2 separate regions of the Homo sapiens genome follow, and region 1 is linked to region 2. Evidence: read pairs that join two places in POLR2A ChIA-PET (ENCODE). Cell type or tissue: PC-9. All regions are shown on one strand. Each heading gives the region's core, and the rest is flanking DNA. Links, peaks and the distances in the headings are about the cores only. Region 1 overlaps SMURF1 (SMAD specific E3 ubiquitin protein ligase 1). Region 2 overlaps SMURF1 (SMAD specific E3 ubiquitin protein ligase 1).

The links. Peaks named below come from ENCODE experiments on the same cell type or tissue, not always from the same donor. Only the 100,000 strongest peaks of a DNase experiment are listed, where the experiment ranks them.
Region 1: POLR2A ChIA-PET joins it to region 2 with 16 read pairs; 4 of 35 experiments call an interaction of 5 or more read pairs at or near these places.

The regions. Positions count from the first base shown.
Region 1 is chr7:99,053,815-99,060,768 of GRCh38, reverse strand. SMURF1 (SMAD specific E3 ubiquitin protein ligase 1) reads left to right here. Exons shown (of 18, transcript NM_181349.3): 3 at 62-170; 4 at 3,218-3,351; 5 at 3,499-3,564; 6 at 5,904-5,979. Among named protein-coding and RNA genes, the nearest start is that of SMURF1, 87 kb to the left of the region's middle. RefSeq lists a silencer at 4,889-5,183. In PC-9, for the core only: no CTCF peak of the experiment used is centred there; no DNase peak of the experiment used is centred there.
Region 2 is chr7:99,121,132-99,128,085 of GRCh38, reverse strand. The region is part of intron 1 of SMURF1 (SMAD specific E3 ubiquitin protein ligase 1); the gene reads left to right. Among named protein-coding and RNA genes, the nearest start is that of SMURF1, 19 kb to the left of the region's middle. In PC-9, for the core only: no CTCF peak of the experiment used is centred there; DNase peaks (open chromatin) are centred at 2,526, 3,215 and 4,145; H3K4me3 peaks cover 1,046 bases; H3K27ac peaks cover 2,500 bases.

The DNA.
Region 1 (6,954 bases), core at 2,222-4,721, 68 kb after region 2:
TTCTGTGTCACATGGATGGATGTGAGGTCTCATCTAGGTGTGGGTCTCCTCTCTCCTCTAGGGCTCCCTGACCCTTTTGCAAAGATTGTCGTGGATGGGTCTGGGCAGTGCCACTCAACCGACACTGTGAAAAACACATTGGACCCAAAGTGGAACCAGCACTATGATCTGTGAGTTGAATGTTCTGTAAGCCCCATGCGGAGCGGCAGGAAAGCAGGTGTCTACCTTTTACGAGAAACATCCAAGAGAAAAAAAAAAAAAGGATGACTTTTTATTGATAACAAAAGCGGATGGCCAAATGAATGTCTACATTGCCTAATTTTAGAATTCATGTACTTGGAAGTTCTTGCATTTTGTTACTTTCTTTTTTCTTTTTTTTTTTTTTTTTTTGAGACGGAGTCTCACTCTGTCACCCAGGCTGGAGTGCGGTGGCGTGATCTCAGCTCACTGCAACCTCCGCCTCCCGGGTACAAGTGATTCTCCTACCTCAGCCTCCCAAGTAGCTGGGATTATGGACATATGCCACCATGCCCAGCTAATTTTTGTATTTTTTAGTAGAGATGGGGTTTCACCATGTTGGCCAGGCTGGTCTTGAACTCCTGACCTCAAGTGATCTGCCCACCTTAGCCTCCCAAAGTGTTGGGATTACAGGCGTGAGCCACTGCGCCCGACTGCATTTGGCATGTTCATAGATTTTTATGGTTTGGTTTTGTACATGTGATCCTCAAACTTTTCAATCTCCTGGCCATTTTAGCAGAAAAAAAGGCCATAGTTTGTGAACTCCACATGCTACTGTTTTTCAGCAAAACCCTAAACCTAGTTGTAGTTTCTACCTAAAAAATGCATTTTTTTTTTTTTTGAGATGGAGTCTTGCTTTGTCGCCCAGGCTAGAGTGTGCAGTGGCGCGATCTCGGCTCACTGTGACCTCCACCTCCTGGATTCAAGTGATTCTCCTGCCTCAGCCTCCCAAGTAGCTGGAATTACAGGCATCCGCCAGCATGCCCAACTAATTTTTGTATTTTTAGTTGAGACGGGGTTTCACCATCTTGGCCAGGCTGGTCTCGAACTCCTGACCTCATGATCCACCCGCCTCAGCCTCCCAAAGTTCTGGGATTACAGGCGTGAGCCACTGTACCAGGCCTAAAAAATTCATTATTATGACTGTATGTTTCTGTTGACTTTGAAAATTTTTGCTTTTTAGTACATATATATTTTCTGCAAGAGAAAATATAGTTTTATATGATCAAAGCCATCAATTTCTTATAGTCATTCAAAAACTGGATTGTACTTTGAAGACCACTATTTTATTTTATTTTATTTTATTTTATTTTATTTTATTTTATTTTATTTTATTTTATTTTATTTTTTTTTGAGATGGAGTCTTGCTCTGTCGCCCAGGCTGGAGTGCAGTGGCGGGATCTCGGCTCACTGCAAGCTCCGCCTCCCGGGTTCACGCCATTCTCCTGCCTCAGCCTCCCAAGTAGCTAGGACTACAGGCGCCCGCCACTACGCCCGGCTATTTTTTGTAGTTTTAGTAGAGACGGGGTTTCACCGTTTTAGCCGGGATGGTCTCGATCTCCTGACCTCGTGATCCGCCCGCCTCGGCCTCCCAAAGTGCTGGGATTACAGGCGTGAGCCACCGCGCCCGGCCTATTTTATTTTTAAATTAAATTAAATTTTTTTTTCAAACAGAGTCTCGCTCTGTTGCCCAGGCTGGAGCGCAGTGGCGCAATCTTGGCTCACCGCAACCTCCTCCTGCTGGGTTCAAGCGATTCTCGATCTTCAGCCTCCCGAGTAGCTGGGATTACAGGTACCCGCCACCATGCCTGGCTAATTTTTATATTTTTAGTAGAGATGGGTTTCACCATGTTGGCCAGGCTGGTCTTGACCTTCTGACCTCAGGTGATCCACCTTGGCCTCCTGAAGTGCTGGGATTATAGGCGTGAGCCACTGCACCTGGCTGTGAAGACCACTATTTTATATGCACCCATGTTTTCATGTTCCTACTAAGATATTTTCATCAAAGTAATCCTGAAAGATTATTGTCTTTTAGTTAATACAAATTATACTGTATTTGGGTGGGATTTTTAAGAATTATATTCTAAGATTCAGTTTCAGTGACACTGAGGCTGTGTAAGTGGGTTGAGTTCCTCTCTCCGTTGACTTGCAGTGACAGTAAATGGAGGTTTAATGTCTTAGTGTCCTCTTGTGTACTTTGAATAGATCCGTAGGTTTGTAAGTAGTCCCTTGTCGCAAACCAGTATTCTGTATCAAACCTAATTGGTGAGAATTTATGAATCATGTTACTGTCCTATGCGACTATTAAAATATAGTAAATTTGCTGGGTGCAGTGGCTCACACCTGTAATCTAAGCACTTTGGGAGGCCGAGGCAGGAAGATCACCTGAGGTCAGGAGGTTGAGACCAGCCTGGCCAACATGGTGAAACCCCGTCTCTACTAAAAATACAAAAATTAGCCAGGTGTGGTGGCAGGTGCCTGTAATCTCAGCTGCTGGGGAGGCTGAGGCAGGAGAATTCCTTGAACCCAGGAGACAGGTTGCAGTGAGCTAACACTGCGCCATTGCACTCCGGCCTGGGCGACAAGAGCAAAATTCCGTCTCAAAAAAATAAAAAAATAAATAAAAATAAATAAAATATAGTAAGTCTGTTATAAGATTATTATCATCGTGTGGTTATCTACATTTGCCCCTTCCATAAGGAGCAAGGTAGTTCTTCTTCCCAGCTTGTTGAAATTAATGGATACGTATTTATTAAATGCCTGTTACATGTGTAATACAGAGGCAACATTATTTTATAAGGTTTCTTAAAGAGAAAATCTCAATGAGATATCATAATTCAGAAATACAATTAAAAGCTGGGCATAGTAGCTCATGCCTGTAATCCCAGCACTTTGGGAGGCCAAGGCAGGTGGATCACCTGAGGTTAGGAGTTCAAGACCAACCTGGCCACATGGCGAAACCCCATCTCTACTAAAAATACAAAAATTAGCCAGGCATGGTGATGCACGCCTGTAGTCCCAGCTACTCGGGAGGCTGAGGCAGGAGAATCACTTGAACTTGGGAGTTGCAGTGAGCTGAGATCACACAACTGCACTCCAGCCTGGGGGCAACAGAGCAGGATTCTATCTCAAAAAAAAAAAAAAACAAAACAAAAAAAACCAAACACAATTAAAAATGAGTTTTGCACTTTCTTTCCAGATATGTTGGGAAAACGGATTCGATAACCATTAGCGTGTGGAACCATAAGAAAATTCACAAGAAACAGGGAGCTGGCTTCCTGGGCTGTGTGCGGCTGCTCTCCAATGCCATCAGCAGATTAAAAGATACCGGATGTAAGAACCAAACACTTTCCTGCCTCTTAATGCAACCAAAGAAAGCTTAGGAGGCATCGTTTTTTGTTTTGATCGCTGAATACTGAATTCCTGCCTTCCTCCCTAGTTCACGTTCCTTGGGTTAAGTTTTGAATTGTTTGTTTACAGACCAGCGTTTGGATCTATGCAAACTAAACCCCTCAGATACTGATGCAGTTCGTGGCCAGATAGTGGGTAAGAACTTTCTTGTCTGTGTAAAGAGATGCTTTTCCAGAACTTACATTCAACCCTTCATCGCCGAGAACTCACATACAGGCACTGACGATGCTGACGGGCCTCAGAGGACAGACCACGTACGGGGCCTTCTCTTCAGTACTAGGAAGTTTTGTCTTGTGTAGTTTTTATTATTTTATCTAATTCCCTTCTCCTGGCTTTTTTTTTTTTTTGGTTTTTTTTTTTTTGAGATGGAGTGCAGTGGTGAGATCTCAGCTCACCTCAACCTCCGCCTCCCAGGTTCCAGCGATTCTCCTGCCTCAGCCTCCCGAGTACTTGGGACCACAGGTGTGTGCCACCACGCCTGGCTAATTTTTGTATTTTTAGTAGAGGCGGAGTTTCACCATGTTGGCCAGGCTGGTCTCGATTTCCTGACCTCGAGTGATCTGCCCGCCTTGGCCTCCCAAAGTGCTGGGCTTACAGGCGTGAGCCACCATGCCCGGCCCCCTTCTCTTGGCTTTTAAAGTTGAGTAAAAATGACTCGGGTACAGAAAGATTTAGGGTTAGAATTTTAAATGTAATTTTAATCATCACATTTATGGACAATACATTTTTGACCGTATTATCCAAGGGTAGATAATAAGAATGGTGGCCACACATACAGGAGTTGGGAAATAGTTTCTTCTGGAAGCCCCATCATATATGTAAAAAGCATAGAGTTGTGAAGAATTCCATGTAATATGATTTGTACAGTCAGGGGACTGCATTATTTAGAATGAAAAATTAAAGTGTGCTAATGTTACAAAGTGTTGGCTAGAGGCAGTCTGTTGGAAGTGATTTAGCTGTTAAATAACTCATCCTATTATCCACCCACTTGTATTAGTGTTTTAGGGTAACTCAGATATTGACTTGGAAGCACTGCTGCATGGAATAAAAAAAAAAAGGTCTCTCTGCAGCACACTGGAGTGATTCTCACTCCAAATCTTTTAGGTATTGTCCTGTGTAGACCTGACCCAAGATAAATGAATAGTGCAGACATACACCCTGAAATCTACCATCATGAAAAAGTTCTCACCGAATGCTTTCCTGCGTGTAATTTCTTTTTTCTTTGTGGCGGGATGTGCCAGGGAGAAAAATGAGTAACTGAAAACAACTTTATAAAAGTCTTGTTCATAGTAAAGATAGAGAATAAATATTTAGATTCACTTAGACTTTGCAGATACTGAAAGTACTCTCTGTGTCTTTATTCATTTTTTTTTTGACACGGAGTCTTGCTCTGTCGCCCAGGCTGGAGTGCAGTGGCATGATCTTAGCTCACTGCAACCTCCGCCTCCCGCGTTTAAGCGATTCTCCTGCCTCAGCCTCCTGAGTAGCTGGAGTTACAGCTGCTTGCCACCACGCCTGGGTAATTTTTTGTATTTGTAGTGGAGACGGGGTTTTGCCATGTTGGCCAGACTGGTCTGGAACTCCCAGCCTCAGGTGATCCGCCCGCCTTAGCCTCCCAGAGTGCTGGTATTACAGGTGTGAGCCACTGTGCCCGGCCTCTCTGTGTCTTTATTAAACTTAAGTCAGAATGTTCTTAAGAAATAAAAACTGGGCTCAGTGGCACATGCCTGTAGTCTAGCTACTCTGAGGCTGAGGTGGGAGGATTGCTCAAGCCCAGGAGTTTGAGGCCAGCCTGGGCAACACAGTGAGACTTAATCCCCCCCAAAAAAACTTCTTATTTTTATTATTTTTTTTAATTTTTAATTTTTTTTGGAGACAGAGTCTCACTCTGTCACCCCTGCTGCAGTTCAGTGGCGCGATCTTAGCTCACTGTAACCTCCGCCTCCTGGGTTCAAGCAATTCTCCTGCCTCAGCCTCCCAAGTAGCTGGGACTACAAGTGTGTGCCACCATGCCTGGCTCATTTTTGTATTTTTAGTAGAGATGGGGTTTTGCCATGTTGCCCAGGCTGGTCTCAAACTCCTGAGCTCAGGCGATCCTCCCTTCTTGGCCTCCCAAAGTGCTGGGATTACAGGCATGAGCCACCGTGCCTGGCCCAAAAAAAGTCTTCTTAAAAAATAAATCTTCTTGAAAATAACTTAGAGGGACTGAATATTACATTGTTATTTTTATGGAGACCAGGAGAAACATAGCACCCTTTTCTTCACCACATTTACAAGGAATATTCCAAGTAGCATGCAGCTACTGGAGTAAAATGCTTCGTATTGGAAAGCATAGGAATATATGTGTGTATGCATACACATATGCCTCGTTTTTTATGATATTGTACATAAATTCTAAATTAGCAATGACTCACTGTATTATAATTATGTAAACCCCGCTGGGTTTTAACACAAGTCGTTCTTTTCTCTTTTAGTCAGTTTACAGACACGAGACAGAATAGGAACCGGCGGCTCGGTGGTGGACTGCAGAGGACTGTTAGAAAATGAAGGGTACGTATAACCACAGCAAGAGGCGGGCTGAGTTCTCTGCTGCCTTAACCTCTCGGCCTATAGGAAAGCGCCCTTCCCTCCTTAAGTCACTCTGCAGAATGCTTGAGATGCATAAAGGATGTTGGGATAAAACTGTGAACCAGTTTACTTGGCTATAAAGGAAGCTGTAAATACAACTGGAGTTGGCTGGGCGTGGTGGCTCACGCTTATAATCCCAGCAGTTTGGGAGGCCGAGGCAGGTGGATCACGAGGTCAGGAGATTGAGACCATCCTGGCTAATACGGTGAAACCCCATCTCTACTAAATATGCAAAAAATTAGCCAGGCGTGGTGGTGGGCGCCTGTAGTCCCAGCTACTGGGGAGACTGAGGCAGGAGAATTGCTTGAACCCGGGAGGAGGGGGTTGCAGTGAGCCAAGATCATGCCACTGCACTCCAGCCTGGGTGACAGAGCAAGACTCTGTCTCAAAAACAAACAAACAAACAACTGGGGTTGTGCCTGACTCAAAATCCAGTGAAAGAGGCTCCCACGGGCCAAAGATGGGTGAGTTTGAGCATCAATAAGAATTATAACTGCCTGTAATCCCAGCACTTTGGGAGGCCAAGGTGGCCAGAGACTTTGGTCTCGAGTTTGAGACCAGCCAGGGCAACATAGCGAGACTTTGTCTCTACCAAAAAATAAAAAATAACAAATTAGCTGGGCATGGTGGCACGCACCTATAATCCCAGCTGCTAGGGAAGCTGAGGTGGGAGGATTGCTTTGAGTCCAGGAGTTTGAAGTTGCAGTGAACCCTGATCACACCACTGCGCTCCACCTTGGGCGACACAGCAAGACCCTGGCTCAAAGAAAAGAAAAGAATTATAACTGCCATGAATTTGGAACATATCAGATATATTAAAAATCTTTGGGTTCATAATGACGGGGGGAGGAACTCAACACACTAAAAAAATACAACAAACTGCCGAACCGTCATTGG
Region 2 (6,954 bases), core at 1,902-4,401:
TTGGAAACCCCAGAGGGTTTATTTACTGTATTTTGCATAGGGTTCATCTGAACAGTACAAAAAGTACCTTTTTATTTTAGAAAAGGAGTTTTGGTTTAGAAAATGGAACCTGAATTGAAATAAAAGTAAAATTATTCTCAAAAGGAGACAGTTTATCGATTTAAGTACATTTCGTATCGCCTATGTAGTAGCGTTGTTTATATTTAGAATAGACGCAAGCCAGTCCACGATCTCTCAGCAAGACTTGACAAAAGGATATGATTTTGTCACAGTTACTCCCAGTGTTTCATTTCAAGCAGTATGAGTCAAGGATTTGGTGTTTCTCATACTAGAATAAATTGGACTTTATTCAGGAAAAAAACCCAACTTGTTAATTTGAAGTGCATGTCTCAAAGCCTAAACATTATTTTAGTTAGTATTTCTAAGTAGATAATACATACATATGGTATAAAAGGGTGATTGTGAAAAATATGCCTCCTTTCCCCTCTGTCCCTTGTTAACCAGCTTGCCTCCAGAGAAAGAGCTGTTCTTTTTTTTAATTTTATTTTAAATTTTTTTTAGAGATGGGGTCTTGCTATGTTGACCAGGCTGGTTTTGAACTCCTGGCCTCAAGTGATCCTCCCATCTCGGCCTTCCAAACTGCTAGGATTACAGCCGTGAGCCACCAGGCCCGGCCGAGCTTTTCTTACCATGGTATTCTTGTGTTCTTCCAGAGATTTTTTTAAAATGCCTCTTCCTTTTCTCACTCCCTCCCTCTTTTTCTTTTAACACAGATGGGAGCATTGTGTGTGCATTGTTGTATACTTGCTTTTTGCACATACGGATCAGGGATTTCTCTGTTTCCTTACCTCCTGATCTGCCTGCGTGGCAGGAACATTCACTATGCAATGACTATCCCTGTGCTCGTCAACGTTCCCGTGTGACCTTGCAGTTAGGTGGGACCATGTAACTACTTCTGGCTAGCAAACTGTGAGAAGTGAGTTGTCCCACTTCGGGGCTGAAGCACTAGGAACCTCCAGCTCTGCCACAGAAGCTGTGTGTCATGTGGTGGAGCCTCTATCAGCCTAGATCCCTGAGTGATTACGTGAAGCCGAAGCTGGCCCTTCCCCCCGGCCCCTGCTCAGACCCAACCTATGCTGAACACGTAGTTGAGCAAGAAATAAACTTCTGTTATGTTAATTTGTTTCTACATCACACAGCTCCTCTTGATATAGCTGATTTCTTTTTAATAGCTGTGAAATTCATAACACTTTGAATGAACCCAGTTCAGATGATCAAATGCTTAAGAACAAAAAAGCATCTAATTAAAGAATAATAACTTTAAATATACAAATATCAGATCAATGCATCTTATCCCAATGTGTTGCCACGCAAATATCTGTATACATAATTTCTAATTAAACTTTTTAATTTTTTTAAATTTATTTTTCTGAGATGGCGTCTCGCTCTGTCGCCCAGGCTGGAGTGCAATGGCGCAATCTCAGCTCACTGCAACCTCCATCTCCTGGGTTCAAGCAATTCTCCTGCCTCAACCTCCGAGTAGCTGGGACTACAGGCACATGCCACCACGCCCGGCTGATCTTTACATTTTTAATAGAGACAGGGTTTCACCATGTTGGCCAGGCTGGTCTCGAACATCTGACCTCGTGATCCGCCTGCCTCAGCCAACCAAAGTGCTGGGATTACAGGCGTGAACCACTGCACCCAGCCCAGCCCATAATTAAAAAAAAAAAAAAAGGAATATATGCTTATTGAAAAGTATAAAGAAGAAATAAGTACTTTATTATTTGAAATGAGGCTTGATTCTTTAATATTAAGGCTTATAATTTTTGCATTAGAATTTGATATTAATTTTCTCGTCATTCTAAAGGAAGATAAATACCAACGCCATACATGCTCGCTGTTCTCATTGAATACTACAGTCAATAGAGAGGAGTATTGAAAAAGACTGTCTCTACCAGAAACTTAACAGCCATAGGGAAATGGTACATTCGCTAGAAACAGTTAAGTAACAATACAAAGCGCCCCTGAGTCTAGTTGCTGGGGAGGCCAAATGTGAACTGGCTCTAGAAAGATCTGGGTGGGCTGAGAGACCATGTGGTAATAGCATAAGCGAAGACAGAGTGGACATGAGTCTGGCTGCTTTGCAGGTCAGACGGACAGAAGAGGTGCCAGGCAGGTAGAGGGAAGAGAGGACACTTGGCTTCTGTAGAAGTCGTGAGTTGTCGGGGAGATTGGATCAGGAAATGAGATGATAAATTGTAATTTTATAGGCCTGCTGGGTAGAAAGTAGGGACTTTTCCTTTCATGCCCTGAGGATAGCATGGGATCCAGGGACTGGAGTAGCATGGTAACTAAGGGCCAGGTGCTGGAGGCAAGTGGCCTGGGTTCCAGTCCTGGCTTTGCCACCTTCTAGCCGTGGAAAGTGCCAGCAGGGTGCACGGGTAAGTGTATAGGTAATGTGAGCTGTGATGATGACTGCTGTTGTGCTACTTGGGAAGGAACCTGGTGACACAGAGCGACACCTAATGAGGGAATAGATTAGGCCCCATTCACAAAGTGTGTTACTGTGTTTACACAAATGCTGGATGATAGTCTTTCTAGGATGTTTCATAAGCACTCCTTTATTGGGCCCAAAGTTTAGACTAAGTGCTTTACAAAGGTTCTTTAAAACAAAAACAAAAACAGAAACATTTATTGGCTGGGCACAGTGGCTCATGCCTGTAATCCCAGCACTGTGGGAGGCCAAGGTGGGAGGATGGCTTGAACCCAGGAGCTCAAGACCAGCTGGGGCAACATAGTGAGAACCTCCCATCTTTTAAAAAAACAAAAACAAAAAATTAGCCAGGCATGGTGGTGCATGCTTGTAGTTCCAGCTACTTGGGAGGCTGAGGCAGGAGGATCTCTTGAACCCAGGAGTTTGAGGCTGCAGTGAGCCATGATGGTGCTTCTGAACTCCAGCCTGGACAACAGAGTAAGACCCTGTCTCGAATGAATGAATGAATGAATGAATGAATGAATGAATGAAAATTTTTATTGAATAACTACTATGCTCTAGGTTGTCTGGCAAGTGGAGTACTGGATATAATAAACAGGGTAGAGACCAGAGGAAGTAAATACTGTTTATCCATTCTGTACATGGTTACTAAGTTAATGTCAGGTTTCTATTTGGCCCTTGAAAAACCACTCCAAGTAGGTGAGAAGTGTCTGTAAGTAAGTTAAATTTTTGTATGATGACGGATGTCTTGATAAAGCGCAGTGGCATTCAGAGGGAAGTTTAGTTGGCCCTGCCCTGGATGTCCTTGCTTTAGTATCTTGCTGCTTTATTGTAACATGCTTTCTTAAAACCTTCTTAGAAGTACTAGTTGGATCCCAACTGTGGCTCCTCCAGTCAATGGTAAGTTAGTATTTGTGTAGTGACTTTTTTTTTTTTCCTTTTTGACACTGGACCTACTTCCATTTACAGTCAGATACTGCTTAAAACCTTTTTGTGGGCAAAGTAGGTCAAACCTAAAGTGCACAGAAGGGAACTGTTCAGGTAGAGAGGCAGATTCTGTAGAAGCGCCTGTCCCGTTTTCCCTTCCCTGCCGTTGGATCACTTTTGCTAGAGCTGTGCAGCCTTCATGCCCAAAGCTTGGAGTCTCTCCAAAAGTATTCTAGAATGAGATTCTGCCAAGTGCTAGCATTAAAGCTTCAGTATTGGGACTTTGGAGTGCCCCTTCTGCCCTTTGGCCTTTTTAAATGGAAACTGGGCGAGGCTGGTAAGCTATACCTTACTATTCTAAGGTGACCACCACTTGGAGTGTGGGTTTAAGACTGCTGCCAACCTGGATTTCCAGTACAGCTCTGCTGCTTGCTAGTGGGGTGACTTTGGACAATAATAATAAAGCTATTTGTCAATTATTGAAGCTCTTTACTATTTGCCAGGCAGCAATGAGGCCAAGCACTTTTCATGAGTTGTATTTCCTCCTCTTGATAAACTCACAAGATAGGTCGTATTCTTGTCCCTATTTTTGAGACGGTGAGATGCAATGGAGTCAGCCAACCCAGTTCCACCACATACCAGTAGCCTTGGCCAAATCATGTGCTTCATCTTTAAGCCTCAGACAAGACCTACCCCATCAGGTTGTTGTTGCAAGGAACAAGTGAAGTAACCTGGCACCCAGCTGTTGCCCAGCACATGTTAGGGGCTGACTTGCCTAAGGCTGCACTGAGAGTATTTTGCAAGTGGACTAAAGTTGAACTGCTTTGGGAAGATATTTGGCTTCTTACTTTGTAAGTTGGAGTAAAGATTGTTTCTAAATCTAGTTCTTTTCCTTTTTGTCTCTAGATTAAACTCTTACTATATCATTCAGTTAGGAGCTCTCATGTTTAGCCAACGTTCTCAGAAAGTGATCAGTTCAAGGGCTGTGGCATGGAGGGGAAGTGATGCAAGCTTTATTATGATACAGATGAGTAACCATATAAAATGGAAAATAATATTTGTTCTCCCCACATTCCCATCCCCTCTTACCAACCTAATATTTATCTATCTATCTATTTTGAAATATTTGAGGCAGAGTCTCTCTCTGTCACCCAGGCTAGAGTGCAGCGGTGCAATCATAGCTCACTATAGCCTCAACCTCCTGGGCTCAAGCAGATCCTCCCACGTTGGCCTCCTGAGTAGCTGGGACTACAGGTGTGCACTACCATGCCCGGCTAATTGTTTAATTTTTTATAGAGACAGGGTCTCACAATGTTGCCCAGGCTGGTCTCGAACTCCTGGTCTCTAGTGATCCTCTCAGCCTCCCAAAGTGCTGGAATTACAGGCGTAAGCCACCACGCCCTGGCCATAATATTTATTTTTTTATTGCCATTTATAACTTGGCTTACACTGCTACTGGCTATTTACTAAAAATCAGAGCAAACTTTGCCTTATTATTATGTATTGCATATATATTTTTGAAAGGTCACTCTTGCAGTTTTACTAAAAAAAAAATAAATAAAAGTTTCAGTGAATTCCGGAAGTTTGGGAATTCTCGGTTTACGCTAGCCCTGTCCTGTGTTTCTGTTTGGCTCTGTCCTCAGGCCTTGCCACCATTTTCTCTCGGTGAAAGAACTTGGCTTCACATTCTGTTCAGTTTCATGAACCTGCCTGTCACTTTGAGGCAGCGTTTGGGATTCTGCTTCATTAGCCTTTGAACTCATGAACCAAGTTGAGAGGATTTGCTACTATAGACAATTATTTGATCTTCGAGATATTTTGAACAGTTCCCAAGTGCAACACCAGTGGTTGTCCAAAAGACACAGAGAAGTGATGTGAAATTTTAATTATGTAAAAAAAAAAAAAAAAAAAAAAAAGAAAGAAAGAAAAAAGCCCTGTGGCATGGTTGATGTCAGTGCTATGGAGTGAGCCTTTTAGTAGTGCGGTCAAGGACACTACTTTTTTTTTTTTTTTTTTTTGACACGGAATCTCGCTCTGTCACCCAGGCTGGAGTGCAATGGTGCCATCTTGACTCACTGCAACATCTGCCTCCCAGGTTCAAGCAATTCTTCTGCCTCAGCCTCCCAAGTAGCTGGGATTACAGGCGCCCGCCACCACACCTGGCTAATTTTGTATTTTTTAGTAGAGATGAGGTTTCATCATGTTGGCCAGGCTGGTCTTGAACTCCTGACCTTGGGTGATCCACCTGCCTTGGCCTCCCAAAGTGCTGAGATTACAGGTGTGAGCCACTGCGCCCGGCCTTTTTTTTTCTTCTTCTTCTTCTTTTTTTTTTTTGAGACAGAGTCTCACTCTATTGCCCAGGCTGGAGTGCGGTGGCCCGATCTCGGCTTACTGCAACCTCTGCCTCCCGGGTTCAAGCGATTCTCCTGCCTCAGCCTCCTGAGTAACTGGGATCACAGGCATGCGCCACCATGCCCAGATAATTTTGTATTTTTAGTAGAGATGGGGTTTCACCATGTTGCCCAGGCTGGCCTCGAACTCTTGACCTCAGATGATCCACCAGCCTCAGCCTCCCAAAGTGCTGGGATTACAGGCGTGAGCCACCTGCCCGGCCTAACATTTCAAAATGCTAAAAACAGGTTCTTGTAGTCTTTTCCTTGGGTCCAGCATCGTTTGTTGCTGACTATATCAAGCAGCTACCAAGATGGCGCAGTGAAGGTGATGCGCAGTGGAGACTGTTCCCCTCGCCGCTCCCTGGTTCCTGCAGAGAGTCCTGTTGGCAGCTCGTTGGAACAATGGTTTTCCCCTGGAGTTTGAGGAGCTTGTCTTGGGTGTGGTGCATCCCTACACCATGTGTACAGTTTCCAGACTGCTATGATTTTATCTCTCAGCAATGCGCCAAGAGGTTTTAGTGAAAATTTAAAAACCGCCAAATCGCCTATCAAACCGAGTTTGAAAAGAGACCTCTTGGGAAAGGACAAGCTAACTATTCTAAGTGGTCTACGATCCAAAGCATTTCCTGGGCTGAGTGTTTATCAAAGCTGAGCTTTACTTCCAAACTAAGCTTGGGAAGGATCTGGGAGTGTTTCCCAGCTGACTGGGGGCGGGGAGAAGAGGAGGATGCGAGTGTTAAAGAACAGAGAAAATATCACTCTCTTTTCTTTTACACAGTTATCTGCTGAAATCTGTCTATAGATATGGCTTGCAAACTAGGTGTTGTTTTGGAGGAGAGAGAGGATAGGTCTGCTAAGTGTTAATTTAGAAATTATATACAATATCTTAATTTTATTTTGGGAATGGAACATTGGGTAAGATTAGCTTTTAAATGGATCAGCTTTACTCTTCAAGGTTAGAAAAATGCATAGAAAATAGCATTATTTCCCTGTTAATTGTCATTAATCTCAACTCACACTATTTTTTTTTTTTTTTTTTTTTTGCTTTGACTCTTACCATCTCAGAATTCAAGGTCTAAATTGACATATTTGGGAAGAGCAGGGTGTTGGGGAAACAGAACTGGTAAGTAGATGGTT